2 separate regions of the Homo sapiens genome follow, and region 1 is linked to region 2. A link is an interaction called in ENCODE POLR2A ChIA-PET data of the cell type or tissue named here. Cell type or tissue: B cell. All regions are shown on one strand. Links, peaks and the distances in the headings refer to the core of each region. The heading gives the core; the rest is flanking DNA.

What was found. Peaks named below come from ENCODE experiments on the same cell type or tissue, not always from the same donor. Only the 100,000 strongest peaks of a DNase experiment are listed, where the experiment ranks them.
Region 1: POLR2A ChIA-PET joins it to region 2 with 11 read pairs; 2 of 35 experiments call an interaction of 5 or more read pairs at or near these places.

Annotation. Positions count from the first base shown.
Region 1 is chr19:6,648,670-6,657,678 of GRCh38, reverse strand. No RefSeq gene overlaps it. Among named protein-coding and RNA genes, the nearest start is that of TNFSF14, 17 kb to the left of the region's middle. In B cell, for the core only: no CTCF peak of the experiment used is centred there; no DNase peak of the experiment used is centred there.
Region 2 is chr19:6,780,405-6,788,404 of GRCh38, reverse strand. The region is part of intron 1 of VAV1 (vav guanine nucleotide exchange factor 1); the gene reads right to left. Among named protein-coding and RNA genes, the nearest start is that of VAV1, 12 kb to the right of the region's middle. RefSeq lists a silencer at 5,528-5,700. In B cell, for the core only: no CTCF peak of the experiment used is centred there; no DNase peak of the experiment used is centred there; H3K27ac peaks cover 995 bases.

The DNA.
Region 1 (9,009 bases), core at 563-8,562, 130 kb after region 2:
GCATCAATGGGACTGAACCAGGACCCCTCCTGTGCGTGTTGGTTCATGTGCTCCCCCAGGTCTACACGTACAGTGGGCCAGAAGGACAGCTTCTCATCGCTCCCCCTGAATTACATTCCAGGTTTCACCGAGCTGCCCCACTCCTTGTGCCCCTTCTGGCCGGCCTTAGCATAGCTGGATCAGCAGCCATTGGCACGGCTGCCCTGGTTCAAGGAGAGACCGGACTAATGTCCCTGTCTCAACAAGTAGATGCTGGCCGGGCGCGGTGGCTCATGCCCGTAATCCCAGCACCTTGGGAGGCCAAGGCAGGTGGATCACGAGGTCAGGAGATCAAGACCATCCTGGCTAACACGGTGAAACCCCGTTTCTACTAAAAATACAAAAAACGAGCCGGGCGTGGTGGCGGGCGCCTGTAGTCCCAGCTACTTGGGAGGCTGAGGCAGGAGAATGGCGTGAACCCGGGAGGCGGGGCTTGCAGTGAGCTGAGATTGCACCACTGCACTCCAGCCTGGGTGACAGAGCGAGACTCTGTCTCAAAAAAAAAAAAAACAAGTAGATGCTAATTTAAGCAATCTCCAATCAGCCATAAATATACTGCATACCCAGGTAGAGTCTCTAGCTGAAGTAGTTCTTCAAAACCGCCGAGGCTTAGATCTGCTATTTCTCTCCCAAGGAGGGCTACACACAGCTCTAGGAGAGAGTCGTTGTTTCTATGCCAATCAGTCTGGAGTCATAAAAGATACTCTCCAAAAAGTTCGAGAAAATCTAGATAGATGCCAGCAAAAACGAGAAAATAACACCCCCTGGTACCAAAACATGCTTAATTGGAATCCATGGCTGACGACTCTCATTACTGGATTGGCAGGACCCATTCTCCTCCTCTTGTTAGTCTTCAGGCCTTGTGTATTAAATGGGTTCTTAACTTTATAAAGCAGCGCATAGCTTCTGTCAAACTTATGTATCTTAGGACCCAATATAACCCCCTTGTTATAACCGAGGAATCAATGATTCGATTCCCCAAAACACGAGTGGGGAATGTCATACCCTACCTTGTTTTTAACCTGATTGACCCTCCCTTAGCTGAGAAAGCCAGACAGACTCCATTTTGGCTCCTTCATTTGCAGTCCCTCACCCACCCCCCTTCCTCAAGGACTTAAGCTGACTCCCAGCACATCCAAGAATGCGATTACTGATAAGATACTGTGACAAGCTATATCCACAATTCCCAGGAATTCGTCCGGTTGATAGCACCCAAAGCCCCCGCGTCTATCACCTTGTGATAGATTTAAAGCCCCTGCACCTGGAACTGTTTGTTTTCCTTTTACCATTTATCTTTTTAATTTTCTTGCCTGTTTTGCTTCCATAAAATTGCTTCAGCTCTGCTCCCTCCTCCCCTTCTAAACCAAGGTATAAAAAGAAACCTAGCCCCTTCTTCGGGGCTGAGAGAATTTTGAGCGCTAGCCATCTCTCAGTCGCCGGCTAATAAAGGACTCCTTAATTAGTCTAAGAGTGTGGCGTTTCTCTATAACTTGCCCGGTTACAACGCAGCACTTTGGAATTCCAGCCGAGGCAGGTGGATCACCTGAGGTCAGGAGCTCGAGACCAGCCTGGTCAACATGGTGAAACCTCATTTCTACTAAAATACAAAATTAGCTGGGCATGGTGGCACGTGCCTGTAATCCCAGCTACTTGGGAGGCTAAGGCAAGAGAATCGCTTGAATCCAGGAGGTGGAGGTTGCGGTGAGCTGAGATCACGCCATTGCACTCTAGCCTGGGCAACAGAGCATAACTCTGTCTCAAAAAAAGATAAAAATAAAAATAATAAATAAATAAAAGGAATGATGATGATGCCAAGCAACCACAGATTGTCCACATGGGTGGCTGAGACAGTGACCTTTGCTTTCAAATGGTTCAGTGTACACCAACTTTGTGTCATGCACAAAATTATTAATACTATTTTATGAAATTATCTTCAGTCTATGTGTACAAGGTATATATGAAACATAAATGAATTTCTTTCTTTCTTTTTTTTTTTTTTTTTGAGGCTGAGTCTCCCTCTGTCTCCCAGGCTGGAGTGCAATGTTGTGATCTCAGCTCACTGCAACCTGCAACCTCTGCCTCCCGGGTTCAAGTGATTTTCCTGCCTCAGCCTCCCAGTAGCTGGGATTACAGGCGCCCACCACAACCAGCTAATTTTTTTTTTCTTTTTGTATTTTTAGTAGAGACGGGGTTTCACCATGTTGGCCAGGCTGGTCTCGAACTCTCAACCTCAGGTGATCCACCCCCCTCAGCCTCCCAGACTGCTGGGATTACAGGCTTGAGCCACCGTGCCCGGCCTATTCAAGGCCTAGGCGTCTTGTGTGAGTTATACATTTATATGCATCTTTTGGCTTCGGGCAGGAGCTGTTACTGTCTGCACATCTTAGACGCAGAACTGTGGACCGAGAGAGGCAAGGATGCCCTTTACCTCTGCCAAGGGTACGCAGTGGATTCAGGGCAGTTTCCTGCCTTCCCTGCCCTTGCTGGGCTGGTGGGAGGTAGGAGAGCCCCCAGCGCCTGGCCCCAACCCCCGCTGGAGTTTCCTTCACTCTCATCACAGTCTTTCTGTTTCTGTGGCTTTGATGAGGAAACCAAGGTGTGGAGAGCATGTATTGATAAAAGTCACCAGCAGCTACCAACTTCCGCGTGGGGATGGAACCTCTTGCTAAGTTTAGCCTCCAAAAATCATTCTGGGAGGCGTCTCTCAACCTGGAGGAGCTGGAGAGAGAGGAAGAAGGAGACGTGGGTGAGGAGGAGGATGGAAAGAGATGGGGAAGGGCAGATGAAGAAAGAGGGGGAAAGGAGGAGGAGGTGGCAGGAGGAGGAGGAGGAGGATGGAGAGGGAAAAAAGGGGAGAGCCAGAGGAGGAGTGGAGAGGGGAAGGAGATGAAGGGGAAAGAGAGGAGAGAAAGGAAAGACAGGGAGGGGAGGAAAAGATGGGAGGAGAACAAGGAAAAACCCCACAAAGACAGAAGCTGGTGCAACAAGAGACTGTACACCCGTACTTGACCTTCAATAAAGTATAGGGACAGAGACCTCCTATACCAGGCTGCTAACCTACTTTTCACTTCTGAGAAGTTTATCTACCTCATTTCCTCTTTTCGCCTCCTGCGCTCCAGCTTCTTTTCAGATTGCCTCCTTACCGCACCCACCAACCCACCACCACCATCAGCTCTTCCTCAGGACCTGAAGTCCACCGTCCTCACCCTACCCCCACCCCCTGGGCAGGAAATCCTCCCCCCTCTTCATCTCTTGCCAAGACCAAGAGGTGGTAGAAGTAAAGAAGCAATGATGAGAAAACAAATTATTATTATTATTATTTTGAGACTCAGTCTCACTCTGTCGTCCAGACTGGAGTGCAGTGGCGCGATCCTGCCTCACTGCAACCTCCGCCTCCCAGATTCAAGCAATTCCCCTGCCTCAGCCTCCTGAGTAGCTGGGATTACAGGCACACGCTACCATATCTGGTTAATTTTTTTTTTTTTTTTTTTTTTTGTAGTTTTAGTAGAGATGGGGTTTCAACATGTTGACCAGGCTGGTCTTGAACTCCTGACCTCAGGTGATCCACCTGCCTCGGTCTCCCAAAGTGTTGGGATTACAGGCCACCATGCCTGGCCAAGAAAACAAATGATTAATCTCATAGTAGGACGCTATGTTCCTCCTGGGGAATGCCACAGCATTTGAACACTTGAGACGCATCGTTGCAGAGAAGCAGGATGGTTCTTATCCTGGAGCCTGATGACCAGAATGTGAGACAGGGGCAAGAGTCAATTGATCAAGGTTTCTGAAGCCAGCTTTAGCACACATCTGGGAAAATCACCAGCCACAGTTGCCTCTGTGGCTGTTTTTCCAAAGAAGTTTCAGGAGGTTTCATATTTACACATTTTTCTTTTCTTTTCTTTTCTTTTCTTTTTTTTTTTGAGACGGAGTCTCGCTCTGTTGCCCAGGCTGGAGTGCACTGGCGGGATCTCGGCTCACTGCAAGCTCTGCCTCCCAGGTTCACGCCATTCTCCTGCCTCAGCCTTCCGAGTAGCTGGGACTACAGGCGCCCGCCACCACACCCGGCTAATTTTTTTTGTATTTTTAGTAGAGACGGGGTTTCACCGTGTTAACCAGGATGGTCTCGATCTCCTGATCTCCTGATCCACCCGCCTCGGCCTCCCAAAGTGCTGGGATTACAGGCTTGAGCCACTGCGCCCGGCCTTTTTTTTTTTTTTTTTTTTTTTGTTGAGACGGAGCTTTGCTCTTTCACCCAGGTTGGAGTGAAGTGGCATGATCTCGGCTCACTGCAACCTCCACCCCCTGGGTTCAAGCAATTCTCCTGCCTCAGCCTCCCAAGTAGCTGGGATTATAGGAGCCCGCCACCATGCCCGGCTAATTCTTGTATTTTTAGTAGAGACGAGGTTTTGCCATGTTGGCCAGGCTGGTCTCGAACTCCTGACTGACCTCAGGTGATCCACCTGCCTCGGCCTCCCAAAGTGCTGGGATTACAGGCATCAGCCACCGTGCCCGGCCTACACATTTCCTTAAAGAGGGGAATGGCACTGAGGAAGAAAGGCAGGTAGGCAGTAAGGCAAACCCTTACATTCTTATGAGACTTTAGTTAGTGCCCAGTAAATCTACATTTTACATAAGCTAAGGTGAATGTTTGAAGAGGAAGGGAGCAATGACTAATCTTGTCTTGTCTTTGTCTTTCACCTGGGAAGATAAGCTTGTAATTGACGTTGTCACTGTGAAATGGAACAGACTTTAGCTTTAGATTGCAGACCTAAAGTTAACATTTTCATGTTCTTGTTTATAGGAAGCCAGCAAAGAATTTCCTGAGGAAAGATCTGTGGGGATTAGCCCTTCATAGATGCCTGAGGCCTTTTACTTTTGGGGGTGGGGGGATATAGCTGATACATAAAACCAGTGACAGCTATTCATTGGATGAGGATGTGACAATGACTCAGCCTCCAAGCTTAGCCTTCCCTTTTGCACAAAGAGGTTGAGGGTTCTGATATTTTCTATGTTCCTTTACAAGCCAGACCCCCTGAGGTCAAATCCCCACTCTGTCACTTCCCAGATGGGTGACCTTAGTATTCATCCTTGGCATCTCTGGGCCTCAGTTTCCTCATCTTTAAAAGACGATGAAAAGTGGCCTCTACCTTACCCTGCTTATTGTGAGATTACATGGCTTGAACCCTTAGGTACTTTTACAGAGCTTGGCCCACAGTGAGCTCTTGAATCCTTCGTAGCTATTCTTTTTGTAAGCATGCTGTAATCATGTGCACATTTAAATTTCTGATTCTTTTCAGTTATTACATCAAAAGTGGCCTTACATTCACAGGCCACATCTAGTGTGTTTTTTAAATGGGAATTGGTAACCATTATATAAATATTCAAAAATTTTGCACGTGGGTGGCTCACGCCTGTAATCCCAGCACTTTGGCAGGCTGAAGTGGGTGGATCCCCTGAGGTCAGGAATTCGAGACCAGCCTAACCAATATGGTGAAACCCTATGGGTGTTTCACCCACAAGCCAGGCATATGGATATGTGCCTGTAGTCCCAGCTACTCGGGAGGCTGAGACAGGAAGATTGCTTGAATCCAGGAGGTGGAAGTTGCAGTGAGCCAAGATTGCACCACTGCACTCCAGACAGGGAGACAGAGCAAGACTCCATCTCAAAAAAAAAAAAAAGAAAAAAGAAAATTTTCACATAGACATGGACAAATCCAGATTTCTGGGTTTTCTTGGGGAGGTAGAAGCTGTGACAACAGCCCAGGTTGGATAGTGGCTGTCTCCTTTGGATAGGGCATGGGCTCAGCAGCTCACCACAGTCCCCACCACTCCCAGTTGTCTCTCACACTGAGGCTGAATGCCAGTCGCCTTTCATCATCATACTTGTGCTGTTGTTTTTAAGTAATAGTAATATTAATTATACTTCACATTTCTGGAGTACTCACTATGCACCATGATAAGTGTTACTCATTCACTTTAACTTATTTAATTCTCACAATAACCTTGCAGGGAGGTACTATTTTGACTCCTATTTTATGGATGGGGAAATCCAGGCACAGAGAAGTTGTCACTTCTCCATCAAAGGTGAGAAAATATATAACAGCCTGAGATGACCAAAGTTTTAAGAAAAAGGAGAGTTCATCGTTTTATTAGTTCCCTGCTGCTGCTGAAACACATGATCACAAACTTAGTGGCTTAAAACAACACTATTTTATTTTCTTACAGGTCTAGGGGCCAGAAGTCCAAAATGAGTCTTAAGAGGCTAAAATCAAAGTATCAGCAGAGCTGTATTTTTTTCTGGGAGTTCTAGGGAATAATTCATTTTCCTGACTTTTCTTTTCTTTTCTTTCTTTTTTTTTTTTTTTTTTTCTTTGAGACGGAGTTTCACTCTGTCACCCAGGCTGGAGTGCAATGGCATGGTCTCGGCTCACTGCAACCTCCGCCTCCCGGGTTCAAGTGATTCTCCTGCCTCAGCCTCCCGAGTAGCTGGGACTACAGGTGCCCACCACCATGCCCAGCTAATTTTTGTGTTTTTAGTAGAGACGGGGTTTCACCATGTTGATCAGGCTGGTCTCAAACTCCTGACCTCAGGTGATCCACCCACCTTGGCCTCCCAAAGTGTTGTGATTACAGGCGTGAGCCATTGCACCCAGCCTTTTCCTGCCTTTTCTCACTTCTGGAGGCCACCATCCATCCCTAGTTCATGTCCACCTTCCTCTGTCTTCAAAGCCAGAAGTATAACGCCTTCAAATATCTCTCTCTCTCCCTCCACTGCTCCCATTATCACCTCTTTCTTGGACTCTGATCCCTTCCTGCCTCCATTTTATAGGAATCTCTGACTGGGAACTGCTATAATCCCAGCATTTTGGGAGGCCAAGGAGGGGAGGCTCACTTGAGGCCAGGAGTTCAAGACCAGCATGGGCAACATAGTGATACTTCATCTCTACAAACATTAAAATTAAAAAAACAAAAATAGGCCAGGTGTGGTGGCTCACAACTGTAATTCCAGCATTTTGGGGGACTGAGATGGGAGGATCACTTGAGGCCAGGAGTTCAAGACTAGCCTGGGCAAAATACTGAGACATCATCTTTACAAAAATTAACATTAAAAAAAAATTAGACTGAGCATGGTGGCTCATGCCTGTAATTCCAGCACTTTGGGAGACTGAGTTGGGAGGATCACTTGAGGCCAGAAGTTTGAGACCAGCCTGGGTAACATGGTGAGACCCCATCTCTACAAAAAAAAAATTTTTTTTTTAATTAGCCAGTCATAGTGGCATGCACCTGTAGTCTCAGTTACCCAGGAGGCTGAGGTGGGAGGATCAGTTGAGCCCAGAAGGTGGAGGCTGCAGTGAGCTGAGATCACACCACTACACTCCAGCCTGGGCAACAGAGCAAGACACTGTCTCAAAAAAAAAAAATAGCCAGGAGTGGTAGTGCATGCCTGTACTTCCAGCTACTTGGGAAGCTGAGGCAGGAGGATCGCTTAAGTCCGGGAGTTTAAGATCAGCCTGGGCAACATAGTGAGACCATGTCTGTATAAAAAATCAAAAATTAGCCAGGTGTGGTGGTGCATGCCTATAGTTCCAGCTACTTGGGAGGCTGAGATGGGAGGATTGCTTGAGCCTAGGAGTCCAAAGCTGCAGTGAGCCATGATCGCACCACTGCACCCCAGCCTGGGCAACAGTGATACCCTGTCACTTACCAAAAAAAAAAAAAAAGGACAAAAAACAAAAATCCTTTTGACTAGGTTGGACCTACCCACATAACCCAGGATAAGGTCCTTTACTTAATCACATCTACTAAATCTCTTTTGCTGTGTAAGGAAACAAACATATCCATAGATCCTAAGGAGTAGGATGTGGACATCTTGAGGTGTGGGGTTGGGGAGAAATTGCCTTATTCTGTCTGCCATAACAGTCCTTTGTGGCAAATAAAGAATGTTTTCTATATTTTAAATAATCAAGGTGTGTGCCTATGAGTGTTAAAAACAGAATCCAGCTTACTTTACATGTTTACACCAATTACTTGGCCCCTGTAAGCATTTGAGTTTGGAATCCTTGAATATCCTTAGATAACATGGCTCATGACCAGGATTTGGGAATGCAAAGGATTCTGACATTTAACCTTTGAGTTGATAAAACAAAGACTGGAGGGCCGAGGGCTCTAGGCAAAGGGAGCAGCTTGTGCAGAGGCTCTGAAGCAGGAAGGAGCTTGAAGACATCCAGGAATCAAAGGAAACCCAGAGTCTCTGGAGTCCAGAGGTGAAGAGTGAGGAGGAGGGCGGGGTGCAGTGAGCAGTGGCCAGAGGGGTGGAGGAGACAGAAGAGGAAGGACTTTGTATAAGCCATTAGAATTTTATTTTAAGTGTAATGGAAGATTTCTAATGGAAGACCATTAGAATACTTTTTAAAAATTGTTAATGCCTAGAGATTTTTACAAAAACTTATTAGGGCCGGGCACGGTGGCTCACATCTGTAATCCCAGCACTTTGGGAGGCCAAGGAGGGCGGATCACTTGAGCCCAGGACTTCAAGACCAGCCTGGGCAACATCGCAAAACCCTGTCTCTACAAAAAATACAAAAATAAGCTGGGTGTGGTGGCATGCACATGCAGTCCCAGCTACTCGGGAGGCTGAGGCAGGAGAATCGCTTAAGCCTGGCAGGGGCGGAGGTTGCAGTGAGCCAAGGTTGTGCCACTGCCCTCCAGCCTGGGCAACAGGGGTGAAACCCTGTCTCAAAAAAATAAATAAATTATTAGGGCAATTTATGAACATGCACAAAAAAGAGGAAAATTGTCTAAGAAACTCCCATAAATTCATCACTTCATTTCAATAGTTTCAATGTCCTGCCACGCTGACTTTATCAACTACCCTCTTTCTAAATTTGATATTATTTCAGATATCATCCCATTTCACATCCCCCCTTGAATATTTTGAATGTATCTCCAAGGGATAAAAGGTATATCTCC
Region 2 (8,000 bases), core at 1-8,000:
CAAGACTCAGTCTCAAAATAATAATAATAATAATAATAATAATAATAATAATAAAATAAAAAGAATCATGTTCAACGAAGGATAATGCTAGGACCTTGGCTTCAGTGACCAGAAAGCCAACCCCCCTATTTTCCATCGAACTCAGAGTGATGAGAATATAAATTTAGAGCAGGCTGGATGTGGTGGCTCATTCCTGTAATCTAAGAGCTTTGGGAGGCTGAGGCAGAAGGATCATTTGAGGCCAGAAGTTCCATATCAGCCTGAGCAACACAGTGAGGTCCATCTCCATTGAATGTTTTAATGTTTTTTTGTTTGTTTGTTTGTTTTTGAGACGGAGTCTTGCTCTGTCACCCAGGCTGGAGTGCAGTGGCGGGATCTCGGCTCACTGCCAGCTCCACCTCCCAGGTTCACGCCATTCTCCTGCCTCAGCCTCCCAAGTAGCTGGGACTACAGGTGCCCGTCACCACACCCGGCTAATTTTTTGTATTTTTTAGTAGAGACGGGGTTTCACCGTGTTAGCCAGGATGGTCTCGATCTCCTGACCTCGTGATCCACCTGCCTCGGCCTCCCAAAGTGCTGGGATTACAGGTGTGAGCCACCATGTCTGGCTGTGTTTTAATGTTTTTAAAACATTAAAAAAACAGTTGGGCATGGTGACGCACACCTATTAGTCCCAACTACTTGGGAAGCTGAGGTAGGAGAATCTCCTGAGCCCAGAAGTTTGAGGCTGCAGGGAGCTATGACTATGCCATTGCACTCCAGCCTGTGTGACAGAGCAAAACTTAGACTTTAAATAAATAAATAAATAAATAAATAAATAAATAAATAAATCTGGAGTAGTTGGTCACCCTCATCTGCCTCCATGAGGGAAAAGAATGATTGAGGATGGAGGAAAACACCCACAAGAAAGCAGAGTTAAGAGATGGAGGGCTGGGTGCGGTGACTCACGCCTGCAATCCCAGCATTTTTGGAGGCCAAGGCGGGGAAGATTGCTTGAGGTCAGGAGTTCAAGACCAGCCTTGCCAACTTGGTGAAACCCCATCTCTACTAAAAATACAAAAATTAGCCTGGCATTGTGGTGTGCACCTGTAGTCCCAACTACTCAGGAGGCTGAGGTGGGAAGATCACTGGAGGCCAAGAGATGGAGGTTGCAGTGAGCCAAGATCGCACCACTGCACTCCAGCCTTGGTGACAGAGTGAGACCCTGTCTCAAAACACAAAAAAGCAAACAAACAAAAAATAGAGAGAGAGAGATGGAAAGACCAAGGGTGGGGAGGAGGTGTCCTGAGATATTGCCTGAGCCCCTGGATCCAGCCAGACCTGAAGGCCACTGCACTCCAGCCTGGATGACAGAGCAAGACTCCATCTCAAAAAAAAAAAAAAATAGACAGCGTGTCAACAAATGGGCCTGACCGTGTATTGGTTAAATTTTATTTTCAAAATAAGGCAGTAAGACTCTACTTTCAGGGATCATTTTTATATAGATTGTTACTAGAGAAGTTTTTCTGAATATGCGGAATACCAAAAATAATAATAATAAAATATAAAAATAGTAAACGTCAAATCAATACCAAGAAAAGTAAATAAATAAAATAATTTTTATTTTGTTTTGTTTCATTTTGTTTTGAGACCCTGTCTCTGTTGCTCAGGCTAGAGTGCAGTGGTGCAATCGTGGTTCACTGCAACCTCCATCTCCCAGGCTGAAGTGATCCTTCCACCTCAGCCTCTTGAGTAGCTGGGACTATAGGCGCACACCATCACACCCAGGTAATTTTTATATTTTTTATAGAGATGGGGTTTTGCCAGGATGCCCAGGCTGATCTCAAACTTTTGGGCTCAAGTGATCCTCCTGCCTCAGCCTCCCAATGTCTTAAGATTACAGGCGTGAGCCACTGCACCCAGCCATAATTTTCATTTTTAATTTTTTAAATTAATTTATTTTACAGGGACGGGCTTGCTGTGTTGCCCAGGCTGGAGTGCAGTGGCAGGATCATAGTTCACTGCAGCCTCAAACTCCTGGGCTCAAGCGATCCTCCCATCTCAGCCTCCCGGGTAGCTGGGACTACAGATACAAGCTAAGATAATTTTTAAAACACGAGGCAGCTTGGGCCCATGAGTTATCATTTGCCAGCCCCTGTGTTAAGCGAATGAATGAAGCAATTAGAATCATATATTCATATGATAAATGAATAAATTAATTGATTCCGTACTATGTGCCAGGTGGTGTTCTAAAGCACTGGGGGACGTAAAATAGACAAAAATCCTTGCCTTGACATTTGAGTGTGGAAAACAGGTAATAAGCAAATAAGTAAAAACTATGACAGGTCAGAGAGCACTAAGTGCTATGGAGAAAAATAAAACATGAAAGAGAATGGGAAGTTGGGAGGGCGAAATCTATGATTTTATATCTAGAAACAGTGGAAGATCTCTCAGATAAGAAATCTGGGCTGGGCGCGGTGGCTCATTACCTGTAATCCCAGCACTTTGGGAGGCCGAGACGGGCGGATCACTTGAAGTCATGAGTTCAAGACCAGCTGGCCAACATGGTGAAACCCCATCTCTACTAAAAATACAAAAATTAGCTGGGTGTGGTGGTGCGTCCCTATAATCCTGGCTACTCGGAAGGCTGAGGCAGGAGAATCATTTGGGCCCAGGAGGCAGAGGTTGCGGTGAGCTGAGATCGTGCCACTGCACTCCAGCCTGGGCGATAGAGCAAGACTCTATCTCAAAAAAAAAAAAAAAAGAAAGAAAGAAAGAAAGAAACCTGGCCACTGACCATGTGCAGTGGCTCACATCAGTAATCCCAGCACTTTGAAAGGCTGAGGCGGGCAGATCACCTGAAGTCAGGAGTTTGAGACCAGCCTGGCCAACATGGTGAAACTCCGTCTCTACTAAAAATACAGAAATTAGCCAGGCATGGTGGCACATGCCTGTAATCCCAGCTACTTGGGAGGCTGAGGCAGGAGAATCACTTGAATCCAAGAGGCAGAGGTTGCAGTGAGCTGAGATCATGTCACTGCACTCCAGCCTGGACAATAGACAGAGACCCCGTTAAAACAAAGAAAAAAGAAAAAGGTGAAGTGGCTCATGTCTGTATCCGAGCACTTTGGGAGGCAGAGGCGAGAGGATCACTTGAGCCCAGAAGTTGGAGGCTGCAGTGAGCTATGATAACACCACTGCACTCCAGCCTGGGCAATAGAGCAAGACCCCCTTCTCCGAAAAAAGACAGAGAGAGAGAGAAAGAGAAACCTGAAGGAGATAAGAGAACACTCACCGTGTATACCTGAGGGAAGAGAAATCCCTGAAGAAGGAAGAGCCAGTGCAAAGGCCCTGAGGCTGGATTGTGCTGGGTGGCCGATTTGGCTGCGGTGCAGAGAGCAATGGGTAGAGAGGGAGCAGGGAAGGGCTGAGAGATGGACAGAGGCCAAATGCATAAGCCCTTGTGGGCTACAGTGAGGATTTTGTCTTTTTCACCAAGGGCAGTGGGGAACCAGGGAAGGGCTGTGAGTAGGGAAGGGACAGAGATTTCTAGCATCTCTGTGAAAGTCCTGAAAGGTGACATTTCCCAGCACTGGACCAAGAGAGGAGGTCAGTGAATAGAATAGAATGGAGGCTGGGCATGGTGGCTCACGTCTGTAATCCCAGCACTTTGGGAGGCCGAGGCGGGTAGATCACTTGAGGCCAGGAGTTGGAGACCAGCTTGGCCAACATGGTGAAACCCCGTCTCTACTAAAAATACAAAAATCAGCTAGGTGTGGTGGCACTTGCCTGTAATCCCAGCTACTCAGGAGGCTGAGGCAGGAGAATCGCTTGAACCCGGGAGGCGGAGGCTGCCGTGAGCCAAGATTGTGCCACTGCACTCCAGCCTGGGAGAGAGAGTGAAACTCTGTCTCAAAAAAAAAAAAAAAAAAGGAACAGAATGGAATGGAAAGGGATGGTGCCAAGTGCTGACCCTCCTAGATGCCCCTCCTGTTGGCCCTAGCAGGCAAGGTAAGAGGAGGTTTTCCAATCAGCCCAACCCATTTTGCTGAAGTTGCTATCACCCAGCTCCCTCATCCCCAGCTGAATTCCTCCCCCATGGCCTTGGCTCAGGTCCTTCTTATTCTACATCCCATTGAGATTTCCACAGACCTGCATAGATATATTTAGAGACAGGGTCTTACTCTTTTGTCCAGTCTGGAGTACAGTGGTAGCACAATCATAGCTCACTGCAGCATCAAACTCCTGGGCTCAAGCGATCCTCCTGCCTCAACTTCCTGAGTAGCTGAGACTATAGGCGTGCACCACCATGCCGGGCTTATTTTTTTATTTTTTGTAGAGACGGGACCTTGGTATGTTGCCCAGGCTGGTCTCGAATTCCTAGCCTCAAGCAATCCTCCTGTCTCGGCCTCTCAAAGTGCTGAGATTACAGGCATGAGCCACCATGCCTGGCCCTAGACCTGCATTCCTGAAACCCGCTCCATACCTGCATTTCTGGAGCCAGTGAGGCATTACCCTGAGGTTCTACGGCAGTGACTTCTTTGCGTCCAACCAACCTATCTCCTTTTTATCCCCAGCTCCAGTTTAACCACATTCCTAGTCTCCCTCGTAGTTAAATGGAGCCATGTGACCAAGTTCTGGCCAATAACAAGAATGGAGGCAGGGCATGGTGGCTCACGCCTGTAATCCCAGCACTTTGGGAGGCCGAGGCGAGTGGATCACCCGAGGTCAGGAGTTCGAGACCACCCTGACTAACATGGAGAAACCCCTACAAAATTAGCCAGGTGTGATGGTGCATGCCTGTAATCCCAGCTACTTGGGAGGCTGAGGCAGGAGAATCACTTGAACCTGGGAGGCGGAGGTTGCCGTGATGCACTGAACAGAGATCGCGCCATTGCACTCCAGCCTGGAGGAAAAGGGCAAAACTCCGTCTCAAAAAAAAAAAAAAAAAAAAAGGATGGAGGTGATGGCGCCACTTCCAGGCCTGGCCTGGGAAATTCTTTCATAGCGCTCTTTCCCCAGTAGAAAAGACTCCAAGGGCCTTCGGGAAGCTAAGACCATGAGATGATGGAGCCTCGGCCCTAGAGAGACTCTATAACATAGAGCCCTCCTCCCCCAACCCCTGACATTGACCCAAACTGAATTGTGACATCAATAAGAAGTAAAGTCTCACTATCACTGAAGTCATGTAATTTGGTTTTGTGTTTTGAGGGTTTGGTTTTGTTTGTTTTTGTTTTTGTTTTTTTTGAGACGGAGTCTCGCTCTGTCACCAGGCTGGAGTGCAGTGGCATGATCTCAGCTCACTGTAGCCTCCACCTCCCAGGTTCAAGCCATTCTCCTGCCTCAGCCTCCTGAGTAGCTGGGACTACAGGCATACACCACCACGCCTGGCTAATTTATGTATTTTTAGTAGAAACCGGATTTCCCCATATTGGTCAGGCTGGTTTCAAACTCCTGACCTCATGATCCACCTGCCTTGGCCTCCCAAGGTGCTGGGATTACAGGCGTGAGCCACTGCACCTGGCCTTTTTTTTTTTTCTTCCGAGACAGGATCTCACTCTGTCACCCGGGCTGGACTGCAGCGGCGCGATCTATAGCTCACTGCAGCCTCCAATTCCTGGGCTCAAGTGATCCTCCTGCCTCAGCGTCCTAGGTAGCCGGGACCATAGGCACACACCACCATGCTCTGCTAATATATATATATATTTTGTAGAGATGGGGATCTTGTATGTTGCCCAAGCTAGTCTCAAACTCCTGGCCTCAAGCGATTAGCCTTGCCTTGGCTTCCCAAAGTGTTGGGATTATAGGCGTGAGCCATTGTGCCTGGCAAAATGATGCAATTTGTTACAGCAGTTAACATACGTACCCTGACTTATATACCATTGCCTACAGGCAGCTGGGACTCAATGGAATTAAATTAACAAAAATAATGACTCTCGTTCATTTAGCACTCACTATATGTTAATTGCCATGCTGGGAATTTCATTTACCTTATCATGTTTAATCCTTACACAACTCTGAAATAAAGGTACTGTCAACATTTCCATTTTATTTTATTTTATTTTTATTTTTATTTATTTATTTATTTATTTATTTTAGATGGAGTCTCACTCTGTTGCCTAGGCTGGAGTGCAGTGGTGCAATCTTGGCTCACTACAACCTCCGCCTCCTGGGTTCAAGGGATTCTTCTGCCTCAGTCTCCTGAGTAGCTGGGATTACAGGTGCCCACCAGCACACCCGGCTAATTATTGTATTTGTAGTAGAGTTGGGCTTTCGCCATGTTGGACAGGCTGGTCTTGAACTCCTGACCTCAGGTGATCCCCCACCTCAGCCTCCCGAAGTGCTGGGATTACAAGAGTGAGCCATGTGCACGGCCAACATTCTCATTTTATAGATTTCCTGTTTTATAGATAAGACAATCAGGGATCCAATAGGTTAAGTAATTATTTTTTTCTCCAAGACCACAAAGCTAGCAAATACCTGACTTGCAATTTAAGTCAACCTATATATAAAGAGCTCCTAAAAATCAGTAAGAGATGCCTGTAATCCCAGCACTTTGGGAGGCCAAGACGGGTGGATCACTCGAGGTCAGGAGTTTGAGACCGGCCAGGCCAACATGGCGAAACCCTGTCTCTACTAAAAATACAAAAATTAGCTGGGCATCTTGGCGCACACCTGTAATCTCAGCTACTTGTGAGGCTGAGGCACGAGAATCACTTGAACCTGGGAGGCGGAGGTTGCAGTGAGCTGAGATTGCGCCACTACACTGCAGCCTGTACAACAGAGAAAGACTCAGCCTCAAAAAAAAAAAAAAAATCAGTAAGAGAAAAGGTCAGTAGTTCTAGAAAGTGCAACAATAGTAAGCAAGTGATATGAACAGAGATTGTATCACAGGAAGAAAATATAAATAGCTCTTAAACATAAGGAAAGAGGCTCAGCTTCACTCAGAATAAGAGAAAATGTAAACTGAGCCTTAATGAGCTCCACTGATTTCCCATCCAGCTGGCAAAACTCCAGAATCTTGGCAACAGAACCGTCTGTCGGGGAGGCGGCAGAGAAGCCAGTCCTCTGGCATGTGGTGGTATAATTGAAATAATTCATATGGAAACAATCCCAGACGGATAACAATTTGGCAATATCTATCAAAAACACAAAGATTGGCTAGCACTTCGGTTGACAAAATAAAACGTCTTAAAATTTGAAAAATAAAAACACGAGGACTGGGTGGAGCACGATGATTCACGATTATCATCCCAGCACTTTGGGAGGCCGAGGTGGGAGGGTCTCTTGAGGCCAGGAGTTTGAGACCAGCCTGGGCAACATGGTGAGACCCCCATCTCTACTTTAAAAAATGGTGGGCTTGGTGGTGTGCATCTGTAGTCCCAGCTGCTCAGGAGGCTGAGGCAGGAGGATCACTTGAACCCAAGAAGTGGAGGTTGCAGTGAGCAGAGATCGTGCCAATGCACTCCAGCCTGGGTGACAGAGTGAGACTCTGTCTCAAAAGAAAGATAAGAAATCTTTGTATAAAATATGGTATAAATGATAAGAAATCGCCTGGGCATGGTGGCTATCACGTGTAATCCCAGCACTTTGGGAGGCTGAGGCGGGCAGATCATCTGAGGTCAGGAGTTCAAGACCAGCCTGGTCAACATGGTGAAACCCTGTCTCTACTAAAAATACAAAAAAATTAGCCGGATGTGGTGGCACGTGCCTGTAATCCCAGCTACTCGGGAGGCTGAGGCAGGAGAATCTCTTGAACCCAGGAGGTGGAGGTTCCAGTGAGCTGAGATCACGTCATTGCACTCCAGCCTGAGGAATAGAGTGAGACTCCGTCCCAAAAAAAAAAAAAAAAGAAAAAAGAAAGAAAAGGAGAAGGCAATCTTTTAATGCAATGGTAAGTATTCAGTGCAGTCCCATGCTGTACGGGTTTGTAGCTAGGAGCAATAGGTTATACCATATAGCCCAGGTGTGCAGTATGCTGTACCCTCTAGGTTTATGTAAATGTACTCTGATGTTCACAC